2 separate regions of the Homo sapiens genome follow, and region 2 is linked to region 1. The links are chromatin loops, found by intact Hi-C in ENCODE. Cell type or tissue: natural killer cell. All regions are shown on one strand. Each heading gives the region's core, and the rest is flanking DNA. Links, peaks and the distances in the headings are about the cores only. Region 1 overlaps ARHGEF17 (Rho guanine nucleotide exchange factor 17). Region 2 has its middle 7.8 kb from the start of IUR1.

Region 1 (9,127 bases), core at 1,545-6,544:
ACCATGGCCCCATGGGAGGGGGAGCTTGTCAGCCCTGCGGATATGCCAGCGAGGGCTGCCAGGGAGGCCTGCCATGGAAGGAGGGTGCTTAAGCCAACCACTGACCCCTGAGGGGACCTGCCCTCTGAGATTCTGGTTATTCATAACAGCCAATATTTGTTGAACTCATGCTTTGTTCTGGGCACTGTGGGAAGTAAGCCCTCTATATTCTCTACTTTATAGATGGGGAAACTGAGGCACAGATGTGGTCTTCTGGAGGTCGGGAAGCCATCAGTGGAGAGTGGTCTCTGGCTCTACCCCTCTACCCACCTTTGTCCAGGGCCCCTGCCCACTGTTAATGTTCTGGTATATTTCCCTCCAGGCTTTTTCTCCGTGTGTGTGTGTGTGTGTGTGTGTGTGTGTGTGTGTGTGTGTGTGTGTGTGTGTGTGTATTTTAAATAACATTGAGATGGTGCAGAATGTATGCTTCTTGCTTCTTTCATTTGATGTTATACCCAAATACTTCTCCATAGCATTTCAAAGATTTCAGTAAGTGCATGAATCTCTGGGCTTTCCTGTGGTTGGACCTTGAGGTTGTCGCCAGTTTTCCCTGCTGTGGAAAAGGCTGAGTGGGCGAGTGGGCGTCCTCATGCTGGGAGCCTGGGCTGCTCCCGGGGTCACTCCCTTAGGCTAGAACATGCTCCTCTCTCCGGGTTCCTAGATAATCCCACACCTCTTCCTTCTGGGGTTCCTGGGGGGCGGGAATCCTGTCTGCTTGAGAGACCTTGAGCAAGGTACTTAACTTTTGAGCAAGGTCCTTAACTATGCCTCATCATCTTCCTCTGTAAAACAGGGTAATAATAGGGCCTACCCAGGAGGCTTATTGTGAGGTTAAAATAATACCTGCAGAGCGCTTAGTAAGCAGCGCAGAGGAATCCCTCAGGAGATCTTCTCCTCCTGGTTTATGCTTTTGCTCTCTTCCTGTCCTCAGGCCCAACGAGGTTGTGTAATTTGCTCACAGTCCCACAGCAGGTCAGTGCCGGCACTGAGATTTGGGCCCTGGCCCCACCAACCTCTTTGTCTTGAGAACCTAAGCACACATGACTTCTCACTGAGCCTTGCTTTACCCACGGAAGAGCTCATGAAATTAGGCCCTGGAAGTGTTTTGTAAACTCTAAGGTACTGGGTGGTTCCACTTATTGCCAATAATAATGACAAGACTAGAAAGACCCTGAGTTTTAAAGGCCGAAACTCTAGAAGTTCAGAGGAGGGGAGTGGGCAGGTCTGTGCTACCAGAAAGACTTTCTGGCGGTGGTGGCCTTGTCCTGGGCCTCAGGAGAGTATACCCTGGGTTTGGCTCAGGCTGACCTTCAGCTGTGAATCTTATCCACTGCGCACACTTGTGCACATGCACGCGCGCGCGCACTCACACGTAACTATCGCTGTCCAGGCATTAGGGCTGGTCACCATTGGTGGATAAATTCAGTAAGGCCTAAAAGCCCAAGCTGCTGTTGGTCAGCCAGAGGCAGAGACCACTTCTTCCAGAGGCTAGGGTGGAGGGATAATTGAACGGGCATGGTCACTGCCCCTGGACATCCTGACCACCCTATGCTTGCCTGGTGTGATGGGAGGGGGCTTCCCTCGGCTCTGGGTTATGCCAGAGTCCCCAGGGGCAGGGCTGGAGTGACCGACTGATGGGTAGAACTTACTCTCCCCTCAGAGTGTCACCCGGGTCCTGGAACAGGGTGGGAGTAGGGGAGGTAGGGGCCACAGTGCAACCCAGCTGGTTGGGCCTCTCTGGACAAGCTACAGTGGGAGAGCTCCAGAGGCCTGGTCTGGTCTGGTTCTAGCTCAGCTGACTGTCTGCCACCCTGGGGGTCATGAGACATTTCCTCTTTGAGCCTCTGTGCCCATATATCAAATGCGTAGAAATGGTCCCTTCTCTGCCTCCCTCCTTCAAGAGAGGATTGAACATGGACATTCTAAACTAATCAGTGCACATTAATTACACTGATACTTGCTTTCATTCATCCTCAAATTCACAAATGTGAACTGAGCACTTAACTGTGGGTCAGTCTCTGTTGTAGGCATGGAAGCTGCTGGAACAAGGCAGAAGTGCACCCTCCCTTTTGGAGCTCACAGACTTTGTTATATGTCCCTTAGTACCTGGGCAGCTTGCCTGAGTGCAAGCCTGACATATAGTAGGTCTTTCAATATGCCAAAAAGGAGGCTGCTGATTGGGGAATTAGCACCAGGCAGTTTGGTCAGTGCCCTGGTCTATAGCAGGGATAGGTCAGGGAGGGTGGAGGACTTAAAAGAAACTTCCAGGAAGAGGCAGAGCATAAAAGTTAGATGGCGTTTAAACAGGGCCAAGAGCAAGGAGGGCAGCCCAGGCAGAGGAGCAGTCTACACAAAGATGGAGAGGTGGGGAGGAGACTGGGGTTGGACAGTGGTGAAGAGACCAGCCTGGCTAGAGGAGAGGCTGGGAGGTCACACACGTAGGCTGCTGGGGGCTGATTGCACTTCAGGCTTCCCTAGGTCTCTGGTGGCATGAATAGAATTTCTGGCACTATGGTAAGTGGGGAAGACAGCCTCTTTTGGCTGTGGGGCTTCAAGAGCCCCCAGGATTTATCTTCAGCCGAGGCAGGCTCTGGCCCCCTCCTTCCTGCCTCAGCTCCTTGGGGCTCTGGCTGAGGCTGACCTGGCCTTTCCCAGGGTGCCTGGCCCACAGCCCAGTGAGTCATCTTCTGCACCAGAGGCAGGACACCCCATCCCACCGACAACACATGACTGCAGCCCTTCCCCCTGCTCCTGGGTCTGAGGGAGGGAGAGAACAAGAGGGGCTGGAAACAGACCCTGGATAACTTCCGTTCCCACGATCCCAGCCCCCCTGCAGGCTGGGGAACTGGGTGGAGGATAGGGAAGGGATCCCTGCTTTCCAGTGCTCTGTGCAGGTCAGGAATCAGAGGCTGAACGGTGGTGGTCCTGGGCCACAGGGCCTGATTCCCTGAGCACTGGTCTGGTGCTGAGCCAGTGTTAGACATTTTGAATGAAATAACTTTTAGAGCTGGGAGAGGAGGGCCCCTGGAGGTCATCTCATTCATAGGTTTTAAGCCAGGGCTGGGACCACAGGCCAGGCCAGTATGTAGGCAGAAGTGTGCATAGGGGAAGGTGGGTGCATTTCCTGGGAGCCCTAAAGCAGGAGTTGCCAGATTTAGCAAGTCCTACCTACCCTAAGGCCTCATGGGATTACCAGTGGGGTCCTTCTCGACTGCCAAGGGCAGGGCAACCTCCCCTGCTCAGACTCAGATGTGGGACCCAGAAGATCTGGGTTCTGGTTTCTCTGCCTGTAAAATGGGGGTGACAGTCCCAGCCTCTTGGGCTGAGAGGATGATTGCATTCAAAGCTTCTGAGCTCCTAAGATGTTTTTCACATCTGTTGGGGGTCTGTCTATCCATCTACTTCTCAAGCCCCACCTCCTGCTTCCCGCTATTATCCATAATGAGAAACTTTTCCTTCCCAGCCTGGAAGGTCCAGCTGTATCTTCTTGAAATTGGGAGGGAGGGGGGCGGATCTCAGAGAAGAAAGAAAGGGAAAAAACCCACATTAAAAAAAAAACCCACCAGTTAAATTCAAACCACATGCACCACAGCCCCTGCCATGTGGGCCTCTGCTGCCACCTGTGGGCGTCTGGTGGAAGTGCAGTTCTTGGGGCTTCAGCTTCCTCACTGGAGCCATAGGCTTAATCCTGAAGCCTGAAATCAGGAAGGAAGGTCAAGCTGTCCATCCTCCACCTCTGAGCATGACCTCACCCCCACCACCTCTGCTGCCAGGAAGCCTGGTGGGGAATTTAGAATCCATCTACACCTTCCCTTCTCCCCCATTTGTTTACAGAGGGGGAAACTGAATCCCAGAGTGGAGAGGAATTTGGCTAAAGTTGCAAAGCAAGACAGTCAATAGATAAGTATTGTACACCTACTGTATGTCAAGAGACCTGGTCTCTGCTCTTATGGATCTTCTGGTTGTGGAAAGCAGGGAGCAGACATTGAGACCGTCCTATTTCCATCTAACTCCCAGCCATCCATGGAAGAGAATACAGCCTCCTACCTTCTCATTCAAGGTGCTCTGGGCTTGGCTTGACTTCTTGTTAATGTGCTCTGTGACCCTGGTGAGGTCACTCAGCTTCTCTGATATGCCAGTTACTTGGGGTCAAATCCCAGCTTTGCCACATCCTGACTTCATAACCTCAGGCAAGTTGCTTTGCTTCCTGGAGCCTTTGTTTCCTCATCTGTAAAATGGCCATAACAGGAATACATAACTCAGAGGACTGGTGTGAGGACTAAATGAGATAATACATGAGAAACAGTGCCTCACTAAACATTAGCCAGCTGTATACATGAGCTCCCACCAAGGATACAGTGAGCACACCTCATTCCCAGAGGTCTAGGAGGGGGCTGGGAGCGCAGTGGGTACGGGGGTCCCTTCTGGGCTAAGAGTGCACCAGCAAGGTTCAGCAGTTAGAAGTCGGGCCTGAGTCCCAGCATAAGGAATGAGGGCTACCACCTCCATCCTCCTTTCAGCCAGCAGGGACAGTTTCTGGAAGGAGTGGTGAGGTTGGAGTCCCAGCTGGACCCCTCTGGGGCAATAGATGAAATCTAGCCTGTGCAGAAATCATCCCCTTCCTTCATTTCTCCTGTCAGCATATGAAGGACCCTGGGTTCACATTCCGTCTCTTCCACTCACTGCCTGTGTGACCATGGCTCCTCCACCTCCCTGATCCTCAGTTTCCTCAGCTAGGCACTTCTCACTGAGAGTCATGCAGTGTGGTCGGATAGTGCTGGGCTGGAATTACCTTGAAGGCATCCTCACTCACAAATTGGTGATTAATGCTGGCATTTGGCTGGACCTCATCTGGCCTGTCAGCTGGCATACCTACACATGGCCCCTGCATGTGGCCTGGGCTTCCCCACAACGTGGAGGCTGGGTTTCAAGAATGAGCAAGCCAAGAGAGCAAGATGGAAGCACATGGCATTTTTATGACCTAGCTTTGGATGTCACATAGTATCATTTCTGCTGTGCTCTGTGGTCAAGGCAGTCACAAAGCTTTACCCAGCTTCAAAGGGAGGGGACCTGGACCTCGTCTTTCTGTGGGAAGAGTCAATACCACATTGTAAGAAGAACATGTGGGCCAGGCGCAGTGGCTCGCGCCTATAATCCCAGCACTTTGGGAGGCCGAGGCAGGAAGATTGCTTGATCCCAGGAGTTCAAGACTAGGCTTAATCTCTAAAAAATATTTTTAAATTAGCTGGGCGTGGTGGTGCGCACCTGTACCCCCACCACTCAGGATGCTGAGACAGGAGGATCGCTTGAGCCCAGGAGTTTGAGGTTGCAGTGAGCTGTCACGCCACTACACTCCAGCCTGGGTGACAGAGTGAGACCCTGTCTCAAGAAAAAAAAAAAAAAAAAAGCATGTGAGATGATAGCTATCTTCAAAACATACAGTCTACCTGAAGATGATTATGAGGAAAACAGCTCATTGTAGCCTTGACATCCCAGAGCTCAAGTGATCCTCCTACTTCAGCCTCCTGAGTAGCTGGGACCACAGGTGTGTGCCACCAGGTCTGGCTATTTTTAGTATTTTTTGTAGAGATGAGGTCTCCCTGTGTTGCCCAGGCTGGTCTCGAACTCCTGGGATCAAGTGATCCTCCTGCCTCAGCCTCCCAAAGTGCTGGGATTACAGGCGTGAACTACCACACCCAGCTATTTTTTATTATTATTGAAGTGACCCCTTCACTTTCAGTCTCTGCCATTGAACCCTATGGACCATCACCCTCACCAGTTGTGCAGTCACATGTCCACAGAAGACCCCAACAGGAGTGTACACAGACACACAGAGGAGTCCACACAGAGAGGACACAGGTCGTGTCACTCATAATCCCACCCCAGGTGCATACACGCACCCACCTAAGCAGGGCACTGTCCCCATAGCAGGAAGATCCTGAGGCTCTAAGGAGCTCTCCTTCCCATTCCCAAAGCACATTCCCCAGAATTATGGAGCCCACCCTGAGCAGCCAGTCCCCAGGGAGCCCTGTGGCTTGGACACTTCCCTTCTAGCTGCCTCAGAGGCCTGGGAACTCTGTGGAGCCTTGAGAGGCTCCTCTTTCCAGAAGAGAGGGTCTCTAGGAAACAGGACCTGACCAGGGAAGGCAGGGGGAAGGGAGGAGAGGAGAGAAGATAGGGGGATGGGAAGAAGACAGAGTCCTCAAGCAGGAACAGATGGAGAGACTGAGGCCCCAAGAAGTGAAGTGTCCTGCCCAAGGTCACTTCCCCAGTAAGTGGCCAAGCCAGGATTTGGGATTGAGCTTTCTGGCTCCAGGGCCTGCCTTCTTAATCTCTCTACCCAAAAAGTCCCTCTTTTGGAACTTTCATCTCCTTGATGAACTGAGCACCTGAGGAAGGCAGCGGCTGTCAGGGAAATGGATAGCCCATTAGGTTGGGAACATCCCGTACCAACCCTATGCTTGTGGACTTTGGTGGGGTCAGGAGCATCAGACAGTCTGTGTGGGCCATTCGCCAGGGCCGAGTTCCCAGGGAAGAGGATCTTCTTTGACTCTAGCATTGCCTGTGGATGGCAGTTTGTTTACCACCTAAACCTTCAGGAGAATCTGTTCATGTCACTGTCTTGGAACAAAGGAGGCTGAAGAAAGGCAACCACCACACCAGGGAGGTGGGGGTTGGGGGAGCCCAGCTGTGTGCACCAGGCCAGGGGAGGTGGAGTGGGGCTCTCCCCACTGGGGAGAGGGTGGGGTTTAGGAGCCTGGGCCCTGGAGGTGGCTGGTAGAACTGGGTTCTACCTCTTACCAGCCAGGTGACCTCTCTGAGCCTCAGTTTCCTAGTTTGTAAGAAGGGAGAGTAATAATAATAGAGTTCTTGATGTGGGGCTGCTGTGGGGATTAAAGGAGCCAGGACGTGTAAAGTGATGGTAGGGTGCCTGGCCCCTGAGAATTGTCCAAACAGCATTAGTGGTGTGGCAATTCTGAGATTATGGGGTTCCTAGTCTTCCAGTTTGGGCAGCTCTGGGGCCCAGGCACTCTCTTGACAAAGATTTAATAGGGTTGTGCCTCCACTCCCAGGAGCCTGATGAGGCCTGCTGCCCCAGTACCGGCATTTCTCCTTCACCACCTGCATCATGCTTGCCATTTCTTTCTCAGTTCCTGTCTTCCTGTGTAGACTGTGGTGCCCAGTAGGGCACAGACCTCTTTCCTTACCTTTAAATCCCCAGCACAGTGCTTGGCATCTAATAGGTGCTCTATAAGTATTTATTGAACTAATCAACTAATGAATAAAATAAAAATGCAATTGATTACTCATGCATTAAACCATGTATCTGTGGATTCATTCATGTATTCATGACTGTCATTGATCTGTTCATCCATTAATTTATTATTTATTCATTTATCATGATTTCATCCTTTCATCCTTTCATTTATTCAGCCATTACCGGTTATCTGTCCATTTGTTTGTTCATCCCTGTGTCTAGCCTTTCTCATCATTGGTCCCATTTGGTCCAGCACCAGCTGGAGGACCAGGTGGCCCCCAGGTGGACAGTGCCCAGATGCAGGAGGTATGGGTGGGCTCAGACTGGGTGGTGTGTCCAGAGGCAGGTAGTCAGGGTATTGGGATTCCCTCAGAGATGGGGAAGTTGTTAGCAGATTGGGCAGAAGTAGGGAGGGTTAGGTGCTCCCCAGGGCTGGTAGAAAGGTGGTCCCACAGACTTGGGACCCCCAGCCTGCCCCTCCTGGAGTGGGGTGGTACTCTTGTAGAGCAGAGCCCTTTTTCCCCCTCTCTGTCTTTCCTTCTCTGACTAAAGAGCAGGTGAGAGTGTGGCTCTTTCATGGGAGAAGAGGTGTTTATGGTTGGGTGTGGGGTATGGAGAGGAGGGCTGGGTAGGCCTTCACCAAGCACCCTGTATACTTACAAAAACTCTTCTGAGCCACACTCATTCTATACAACTGCACATACCCCAAAGGAGATAAAATCAGCACTCAGAACAGGAGCTCAGAGGAACAATAGCAGAACCAACCTGCATAGGGGTACCGTGGCCCACCTGGTGCCCTCAGCCCCCACCCCAACTGACCTCATCCTGAAGGGCTCTGATGCCTGTGCTGTTATGGGGCCCTCCCTGGACACCCTGCCTCAGCGACCAACCCATGTGCTCCTGTTCCTTCTCTTTGCTTCCTTTCATCTCCCCGAACCACCAGCCCCACTCCATTGCCAAGACAATAGGCTTGGATCTAATTAGTCATCCTTAATGAAGCAGCAGCAGCAAGCAGTGCCTTTGGCACCAAGTCCCGCCCCCTTCTTGGGGGCAGGGCCTTTCAGTGAACTCTGTCTTCTGGGCACCCATATGCCTGTGGATCTCTCGACCTCAGGACCTTGTTCTTGCCATGCCTCCTCCAGGAAGCCCTCCCTGAATACTTTCCCCTGAAGCAGCAGTGACTCCCTCTGCTGAGCCCTATGAGAAAAAGCCCTGTGTTGTCTGGGAGCTCCTGGAGGCAAACAAGGGTGGACTGATCTCTGCAGGGCCCCATCCCACTGGAACTAGTGAGGGAATGGATGCACGTCTCTAAATCCTGAGCCACACACTGCCTCTCAGCCACTCAGAGGAAGCTGATGCCCAGGGTTGTGTAGCTTGAGAGGGTCAGATGAGGGACGAGGTGCCCTGAGAGAAAGCCAGATGTGGGTTAAGTATCCTCAGTGACCAAGCAATGAGCCAGGGATGGGGCCTTCAGACCACCACTCTGCATGTGCTGTGGGACCTGGATGTCTGGACTGGATCACAGGCCTGTCCATCCTCCCTTTCAAGCCACCACTCAGTCAATTGGTCTGGCTGTTCCAGACCCCCTGCATGCCCAGCCCTGGGAGGAGGAAGAGGAGGAGCAGGCTCCATCCGCAGGGAAGCCCACAATCCATCCAGTTGGGAGGGTAAGAGGCAGAGAGCTATTCAGGCTGGTCTGCCTCTCAGTCAGTAACTGCTGGGCATGTGGGGAGAAGGGAGGAGGAAGAGCTATTGGGGGCTTGTTTATTAAGCCAGCCTTCCTTATAAGTGCCCTGGCTTACAAAAGGGACAAGGACGCTGCCCTCAGGA
Region 2 (9,127 bases), core at 1,937-6,936, 150 kb before region 1:
GACTTCTCCGGAGTTGGGGCATCTCCAGCCTTGCAGCTTCTCCTGTCTCTGCCAAGGGAAAGGTGGTGGGCCAGTCTCTGAGCTCTGTTCAAATGTCCGTCCCTCCCTGGGTGCTCCCTCAGCTGCAACCCACTCCACGCTCCATGCCTTTTCACCACTTGTCCCCAGCCCTCCCCAGGATGCCTCCTTTAATCCAGTGAGCTGGCTGCTACCAGTCAGGGCACAAGTCACTCCCAAGCAGTTCAGTCCCTAGGGGAAGGAAGGGCCAGCTCACACATCTTGAGTGCCTGCTGTGTGCCAGGCAGGCCCGCGTGGCACACTTTGCGTTATTATTGCGTTTCTTTCTCACAGCAGAGCCTTGTGAGGCAAATATTATCACACTAATTTCACAAAGGAGGAAGTCAAAGCTGGCCCTGCAGTATGAAGACTCAAGCCCAGACTTGCTGGCTCCTGCCTGCATCTCCCTCCACCTGGGTCTCCTGTCTCCCTACCTGCGGAAAGCTCACACTCTGAATCATTGTGCATGGCTCTTACCCCGCCCACCCCATCCTTGCGGCTGCTCACCTCCTGCATCACCTGTGCCCACTCAACAGCACACATGCCCACAAGCTCACATGCACCAAGATGGGCGCACTGGGTGCACGGGTGCACATGCATATTCCAGTCCTTACTGCTGCTTATCAGCTGTGTGACCTTGAGCAAGTCACTTAACCTCTCTGAGCCTCGGTTTTCTCATCTCACAGGGGTTGTTATGAGAATTAAATAAGATACTGAGTGTAACATTTCTAGTACCTTCCCTGGGCATAGTGCTCAATAAAGATTATCTACTTTTTAAACTTTAGCTATTTTTATTTCATCATTATTGTATATGTGCATCTTTGTACACTTTTTACACATGTAACAAGAGACATGCAGTAGACACAGAGGCCCGGGGATTACCACACACACCTACTGCCCATGCAGGAACCCACAATAAACCAGCCAGCCACCTAGTATACTGGGTGCCCATATGCTCATGCCAGGCTCTACTGAAGATGGGAGTTGGGGTTACCTGTGGTAGGGATACCTGTGTATAGGAGAAGACGGGGCCCTGGCCTTGGGGTCCACCCAAGCTGCCCGGGAAATGAGTTTTGTGCTCAAAGTGTGATCTGCGGGCCAATCTGGGACCTTGTTAGAATCTTGAAGAATCTCATACCTGACCCCAGATCTTCTTCTGAATCATGATCTGTTTTGGTTTGTTTTTTTTTTTTTTTTTTTGAAACAGAGTCTTGCTCTGTCGCCCAGGCTGGAGTGAGTGCAGTGGCGCAATCTCAGCTCACTGCAAGTTCTGCCTCCCAGGTTCATGCCATTCTCCTGTCTCCTAGGACAATAGGCACCCACCACCACGCCTGGCTATTTTTTTTTTTTTTTAGTAGAGATGGGGTTTCACCGTGTTAGCCAGGATGGTCTTGATCTCCTGACCTCGTGATCCACCCACATCGGCTTCCCAAAGTGCTGGGATTACAGGTGTGAGCCACTGCGCCCCGCCCCGATTTTGTTTTGTTTTGTTTTTAGAGATGGGGTCTCGCTCTGTCAGCGACAGGCTCCAGTGCAGTAGTACAATCATACTCAATAGCACACTGCAGCCTTGAACTCCCAGGATCAAGCAATGCTTCTGCCTCAGCCTCCCAAGTAGCTGGGACTATAGGCACATGACGCCACATCCAGCTAATTTTTTAAAAAGTTTTTTGTAGAGATGGGGTGGGGTCTTGTTATGTTACCAGGACTGATCTCAAAGTCCTGGCCTCAAGTGATTCTCCCTCCTTGGCATCCCAAAGTGCTCGGATTATAGGCATGAGGTACCACACTCAGCCAGGATCTGCATTTTAAATAAGATTCTCAGAGCACTAAGGCAGAGCAGAGGAAAGTGGGTGGAGCTGCATGCCTGGGCAGGATGAGGCTGACTTTGGGCCTGTCCCAGGTGTCTCCAATCCACACCTCTATCAATCAGGCTAACACACCTCCTGGCTCCTCCTCTGCTCTTGGGAGTTGATGCTAAGGTGTGAGGTTATCCAGTTCAGCCTTGGAAGGACAGGCTGGCCCCCTCAATCCTGTTCTAGGAGAACAAAAATAGTGAAGTCTCTCCTTGGTTCCTCTCAGGGCTCTGAAGGGCTTGGGGCTGGGAGCCACATAGGATCCAAGAAACTAGCAGGGGGTGCCTCCTGCCCATCGATCCCCCTTCTGAACCATGTTCATCCTAGCTTGTGAATCTCCCCTCCCAGCCTCCGGGTAGGTCACTGCCAAAACTCTGGCTGACCTCTTCCATCTTGAGTGGGGTGTGGGCTCAGTCCCTTGGGGCCATGGGAGCCTGAAGCCTGGGCCAGATCCCCCCTCCCTATCCCTGTTGGGGCTAATTTTAGGGCTGCTTTGACAGCTGCCTCAGCTCAGCCTGGGTCAGTTCCCAGCCACTCACTGTTGGGGTCAGTTAGGGTCACCTAGGAGTGGGCCAGGCCAGCCCCACCTTTGGCTGCAAAAGATGAAACTAGAATCTTTGTCCCCTGTCCGCCCTCCCCACTGCCTGGAGAGTCCCACTGAGCTGACCTCCACGTCCCATGCCCTGTATGTGAAACCGCAGAGGAGCCCAGGATTTAGAACAGCCCATGGAGATCAAGACTGAGTATTGGTGCCTCCATGCCTGGAGGATGCAGACAGGTGAGGCCCCTTCTCAGCGGCCCTCTCTGATGCCAACCCAACACATATTTCTGAACTCAGTTACTGTGCAAGGCTGTCAGAGATTAGGAGCAGATGACACCTGGGATACTTTCTGTTTTTTGAGATGAGTCTCGCTTTGTCACCGAGGCTGGAGTGCAATGGCACAATTTCGGTTCACTGCAATCTCCGCCTTCCAGGTTCAAGCAATTCTCCCTGCCTCAGCCTCCCAAGTAGCTGGGATTACAGGCACCCACCATCACAACTGGCTAATTTTGTATTTTTATTAATTTTGTAATTTTGTATTTTTGGTAGAGATGGGTTTTCGCCATGTTGGCCAGGCTGGTCTGACCTCAGGTGATCTGCCCGCCTCAGCCTCCCAAAGTGCTGGGATTACAGGTGTGAGCCACCGTGCCCAGCCACACCTGGGATACTTTCTAGAGGGAGGATTTTAGCTTCTGAGAACAAAGGGATGGAGTCCTTCCTCTGTCACCAACGCTCTGGTCCTTGGTTTCCTCCCCTCGGAAAGGGTGTGGTGATACCTGCTCACAGACTAGCTGGGGGTACAGAGGAGGAGAAAAGGGCCGGAAAGCGTGCTGGGAACTCTGGAGTCTGCAGTGCCCACAGGGCCGCCACTCGGCTGGGGCCTAGGTTCTCTCCCATGAGAACCTAGAGGTTGAGCAGCTACCACAGTCTTCGCCCCAGCCTGCCCCCAGCCAGTAATGTTGCAGAAGAAAAGAGGAACAGATCTTGAAGCTGACGTGGGCGAAAGGGAAGGGAAATGCAAGCAGGGGCCACGGAGGGAAGCTATGGGTCTCCTTCCCCCACCTGCAGCCTTTGCTGCCTCTGTTACTACCTTCTGTCTTTCCAAATCCTCCCCTCATCTCCAGCTCCTGCTTCCTCCCTGACCCTAGGGGGCTAAATAAGATGGGACACTGAGCACCCTGTGGGGAGGTGAGCTGTCTGGTGGGCTTTGTTTAATTTTCCAGAGCCCCCTCTCTACATATAACCAAGGAACTTTCTAAAGACAGGGCTGGGCTTCAGTCCTCCAGGGGCAGCCCTGTGAACTGGGCTCAGAAAACCTCAGATTTGAACCCTCAACCCCATATCTGTCTGTGTTACCCTGAGCCAGGTGGGCCTCCCTCTGAATCCAGGTGCCTCATCCTCACACTGGCCCCATGAGGCCTTTGCAAGCTTCTGCCTGGTTCCTGGTTCTCATGGTGCCCCGGCCTTGTGTGTGAATGAGTGTGTGTGTGCACACTGGACTTTGCTGCACATGGTAGCCCACAATCAATATTGAATAGCCCACCTCAAATCCTTTTTGAAAGGCTGAGTACCTGAATAAATAGATAAATGTTGACTGAGTCTAAAAACACACATGCAGCCTGAGAAAAGCCTTGTTTATCCAGCCTCCCTAAATAAGGAGTCAATTCCCAGAGCGGACTCTCCAGATGATTCAGGATGGAGGAACCTAAAGATGTGGAAGAATAGAGGCCTCCTAGGTGGAGGGAACATCGTGAGCCACAGCTGAGAGCTGGAGGATACTTGGCTGCAAGTCGAACAGCCACATGAGATGAGCTGATAAGGCTGGCAGGGTCCAGAGCCTGGAGGGCCTCGAATGCCAGGCCAAGGAGCCAGACCTTATCCAGAGGGCAGTGGGAACCATGGAAGGGTTTTGAGCAGGGGAGTGACAAGGCTGGGTGTGTGGCCAGCAGGGTCCCTCTCTGGTTGCTGCATGAAGCATGGACTGAAGGCAGACAGCAGTGTCAAAGGGCCCTCTGCTTTTGAGGTTCAGGAGGAAAAGATGAAGGATGAAGTTGGGCAGTTCAGCGGAAGGTGAGAGGTGGACAGTCCCCAGGATAGCACAGAGGGGTGGCCAGGATTTAGTTAAGGATGGGAGGAGGGCAGGCAGAAAATGAGAGGAGGCTTGGTGGCTTCTGGGTTCCTGGCCCAGGTGACCGGCTGGTTGGTGATGCTCTTGCTGAGGTTGTGACAGGAAGAGCAGGTCTGGGGAAAGATAAAGAGTTCATCAGCTTTGGACATGTCAGGGGAGCAGGCGTCCCAAAGGAGGATTGATTAGAGGGCTGGAGCCAGGTAAATGTGGACAGATTTTCCCTGAATGACATTTTACTGGATGACTTTAAAGTATCCCAAGTATCCTGGGGACAGTCTTTGGCACCAACTGCCTATGGTCCCCAAGACAGATAGGACCAGGACTTGGGTCCCAGAGAAGGGTCAGCAAAGGGTCTGACTAGGGTGAAGGGGAGGGTCTAAGATCCTTGGCTCAGGAGTACCCCCAGGGTAATGCAGGAGTGGCTGGCACAGAGGTTTAGAGGTAGATAAGGGGTAGGAAAAAGCCATGGGTGGGCTGAGCTGGCAAGCCTCAGAGACCAGTCAGCCCAGAACCATCATTGTACAGACAGACAGAGCCAGGCCCGGCAAGGCCTAGGGATCTGGCAGGTCACAAGTCAAGGCAGACAGGTCATCAGCTTCTGGCTCAGTGCTGTACCCTCAGCCCGACTGGCTGGGAGGGGTCAGCTCCGTGTGGGCCTGGGATTGAGCTCCTGGGCCACGTCTAGGTGCTGTGGGCTTGTGTGGTTCGGGTGGAAGCACTGGGGCAGGCAGATGAGAGCCCCACCCTGAGCAGCACCCTAAACCCACTGTCTGTCAGTCTGCCCCAACCCTGTGCTTTTACTTTCTCAGTCCCAGGACCCAGGCTGGGCTGTAATCAGAGGAGGGAACTGGAACCTGGACCGGGGGAACACAAAGCTCTGCACACAGCCAGTCTCCTGGCAGATGCTGAGATGCTCATGGGTGGGTGGGGGACTGTGGCATCAGGGGCCATGTTCCACACAAGGTGAAATGCAGTAAGGGCAATTTCCACAAAGCTTGTTGAGCCAGGTACTGTTTTATGATCTTGAAACAGTGAACAGGATTTATGTTCTAACTAGACATTGACAATAAGCAAACTAATACATAACATAACAATGGAAAGATGAGAGGAAGAAACAGAGCCCAGAGGGATGGGCACCTTCAGTGGGGAGCGGGGAATGGCCACTTGACAGAAGACCCCTGCAGGCCTGATGGGCTGAGTGATTTTAATTAAATCTATGTCCCTACCCCCGACCCATGTACCCCCACCCCGCCTGCCACCAGGCACTCCACCTTCTCCTCAGCTCTAGCTGCACCACTGGGAGTTCCTATTTTTTTTTTTTTTTTTTTTTTTTTTGAGACAGAGTCTCACTCTGTCACCCAGGCTAAAGTGCAGTGGTGCGAACTTGGCTCACTGCAACCTCCACCTCCCGAGTTCAAGCAATTCTCCTGCCTCAGCCTCCCAAGTAGCTGGGATTACAGGCTCCCGTCACCACACCCAGATAACTTTTGTATTTTTAGTAGAGACGGGGTTTCACCATGTTGGCCAGGCTCGTCTTGAACTCCTGACCCCAAGTGATCTGCCCGCTTCTGCCTCCCAAGGTGCTGGGATTACAGGTGTGAGCCACTGCACCCAGCCGCACCATTGGGAGTTTCTGAGGGCTGCCCTTGACTGGACCATTACCAGGGCCTGAGGAGGACTGTGGGGAAATGAGCCTCTCACAAGGTCTAGTCCCTCCCACAAAGTCCTGCCCAAGAGCCACCCCAACCTGCCCACTTGGCTCCTCCAACCTGGGAGCCAGGTAAGAGCTGAGGAGCCCCAGGGCCTTGGCACTGAGTCAGATGTAGCCTGGGAGGTGGAGGTGACTCACTTGGGGGTGTCAAGATCCAGGAAACCACAGCCCAGGGTCAGGGCAGAAACCTGGAGACTCCCTGCCTTGCCTTGCCCCAGAATGATGAATAGGAGGGCCCTGGCCTTTCCTAAGAAGCCCCCAGCCAAGGGTCCTCCTGCTGTCATGAAGGCCCAAGTTCCAGTCAAGTTGTTGAGAGGTGCCCAAGGACCTGCCAGTGCCTGCTTCCTCTGGGCCTCGGCCTCCTAGTCCACTTATAGTGGGGAGCAATGGGGCTAGATAAGCTTCAGTGTTCCTAGCAGCTCTGAATTTCTGTTTCGTTGAGTATGTTGCAGGAGGCCCACAACCTCTGATGGTTCCTGGGGGCTCAGGGCAGGGGTGAATGACAGATGCTGAAAAGCGGGGGTCAAGGGAGGGTTTGCAAGGTTTAGCAAATGTCAATACAGGATATGTTGTTAAATTTGAATTTCAGATTAGCAATGAATAACTTTTTAGTATAAGCACATGTCCCAAATATCCGTTATGTTAAAGAATTTTTCACTGTTTATCAGAAATTCAAATTTGACTGGGCGTCTTGTACTTTCTCCGGCCATGCTAGGTGGGAAAGGTAATTGGAGCTGGGACTTCATCAGAGGAAGGTCTTAGACTCAGACAACTGGAGCTCTCACCACCTCCCTTGCTGCCCTCAGGGTCCCTTATCCATGAACTTCTTGATTTGTTGGAAGGTAGGGGGATGAGGGAGTGAGAACCCTGGGGTTAGGGGAAACTAAGAGCTATGTAGAGAGGCAGAGAGACCCCAAGACCCCAAGAGGCAGCACCGGAACTCTTCCTGGCCTGCACTCAGCTAACCTCGCCACCTCTCTTCCCCAGAACTCCTGCAAAGCTCAACCTCATTCCTACTGCCATACCCTTGCTTGTTCCAGCCCTGCCTCTTTCCATCCTATGCAAACTTTACCCACAGCCTCTGCCAGGAGCCCTTTCTTGGCTATCCTTTAGCGTTGTGACTTCCTCCTCTGGGTTCCCAGAGTGCTGTCAGTCACCCTCCTCCTCATGGAGCTGTTCAATCAATGGAGCACCCTCTCTGGAGGAGGCTTTGGAGCAGACTCTGGGCAGTGATTAGGACAGTGGAGCCGACAGTGATCGGGACAGGCACAGCCCCTGCTCCATGGAGCACACGGTCTGGTGGGGAGGCAGACACACAATCACAAAACAGGAGAGAATGAATCGCCCTTTCACTGGGACCAACTGGTCCATGTCACTGAGGCTTTATGCAGGCAGAGGACACGTTCTGTTGTACTCGGGCCCTACCACAGAGCAGGCTTCAGTGAATATTAGTGGCATAAGTGAGAGTGCAATGATGCAACTAAAGCTGGGGATGGTGGGGACGCTGACTAAGTCTGAGAGGTCACCATGCAAACAGCCTGAACTCGGCACCTCCGGCCGTGGCCTGGACCTGGTGAGGCTTGGCATCATGGCATGCCATTGCTCATGAGAATCTGGCCCTGCAAGAGTCTGCATTTCCAGGGGTCAGGGACTGGATCTTCCTCTCCTCTCATTCCCTCTTGCCCTGGCCAATAACCTGACACAGGAGATGAATTGATAGAGAGCTGATAGATGGGAAATACTGTGTGGCTGTCCCACTGAGGCTGGAAGGACTAGTCACACCACATTGTTCTTTCTCCTCTGCATAGAATGTTGCTTGGGGCAATTTTAGTAGGTAGTCACAATCTCTTTCCAGTATTAGAAGAGATGAGTGACTTTCTCCCTGTATGCAGGTCCCAGTGGCGTTTAGCATCTGCTTGTCCAGACCCCTTCACAGCTGTGGTCGGGGACCCCGCAATGACTGTGACAGGGCCATGCCTACCTACCCTTCACTAAGCCCTGGCTAAATGAGCCAGGCCCCCCTACAGACACCATCTCCAGTGCCCAGATTAAAGAAGAAACTGAGGCTTGGGAAGTGTAGGTGCTACAGTGGCTAAGCCAGGATTTTAACTCAGATTTGTCTAATGCTGAGGCTCAAGCTCCTTCTGTTGCACTGAGCTGCCTCTATTTTTTAAAGTAACCTCTGAGATGTTACTTATTTTTGGAACTCAGAAACTCACTCCAGCTTTATCCCACTTTGATCTTTATGACTTAGGTTGCAGATGCCATCAAAGCTGTTGCTTCTCTGTGAACTGCAGCAGACTTTGCCCGGAGCAGTAAACTGTGGACGGAGGAAGGGAAGCAGGAAGGCAGGTTTGAGACTGGTTCCCCATGGGTTCACTGGCACTATCCTGGGTCGTCCCACCCTTCCTTCAGCCTGCCGCCCTGTCCTGAGTCATGCAGTTCCCTAGCACTCCTGGGACAGCTGAGCCCTGTGCATGCATGCACGCAGCATTCCCCTGCAGCCTGCGCTCACACCACCCCCCACGCACCACCCTCCACCTGGTCCTGGACATACTTCGCTACCTCAAGGTATCCAATGGCCAAAATCCAAGGCTACCACTGGGGAAGATTCTTCACGGGTTTGCAGTGTGCCATGTCTCCCCTGCTAGACTGTGAATGCCTCTAGGGCAGGGACCTTTCACCCTCTCATTTGTGTGCCCAATAAGCACCTACTATGTGCCAGGCACAGTGCTGGATGCCAGGGTATAATTGGAGCTGATGTGCAGTCAGTACACAATGGCACAGCTGTAGCAGCCCTGAGACCTCCAAGTGCTCCAGCACCCTGGCTGCCC

What was found. Peaks named below come from ENCODE experiments on the same cell type or tissue, not always from the same donor. Only the 100,000 strongest peaks of a DNase experiment are listed, where the experiment ranks them.
Region 2: a loop joins it to region 1, with 11 times the contacts of the local background. A loop is called at or near these places in 14 of 110 quality-filtered maps.

The regions. Positions count from the first base shown.
Region 1 is chr11:73,331,979-73,341,105 of GRCh38, forward strand. The region is part of intron 1 of ARHGEF17 (Rho guanine nucleotide exchange factor 17); the gene reads left to right. LOC124902710 (a long non-coding RNA gene) reads left to right here. Exons shown (of 2, transcript XR_007062774.1): 2 at 223-7,358. Among named protein-coding and RNA genes, the nearest start is that of ARHGEF17-AS1, 27 kb to the left of the region's middle. RefSeq lists an enhancer at 1,290-2,003. In natural killer cell, for the core only: CTCF peaks have their summits at 3,638 and 3,837; a DNase peak (open chromatin) is centred at 3,653.
Region 2 is chr11:73,186,090-73,195,216 of GRCh38, forward strand. No RefSeq gene overlaps it. Among named protein-coding and RNA genes, the nearest start is that of IUR1, 7.8 kb to the left of the region's middle. In natural killer cell, for the core only: no CTCF peak of the experiment used is centred there; no DNase peak of the experiment used is centred there; H3K27ac peaks cover 343 bases.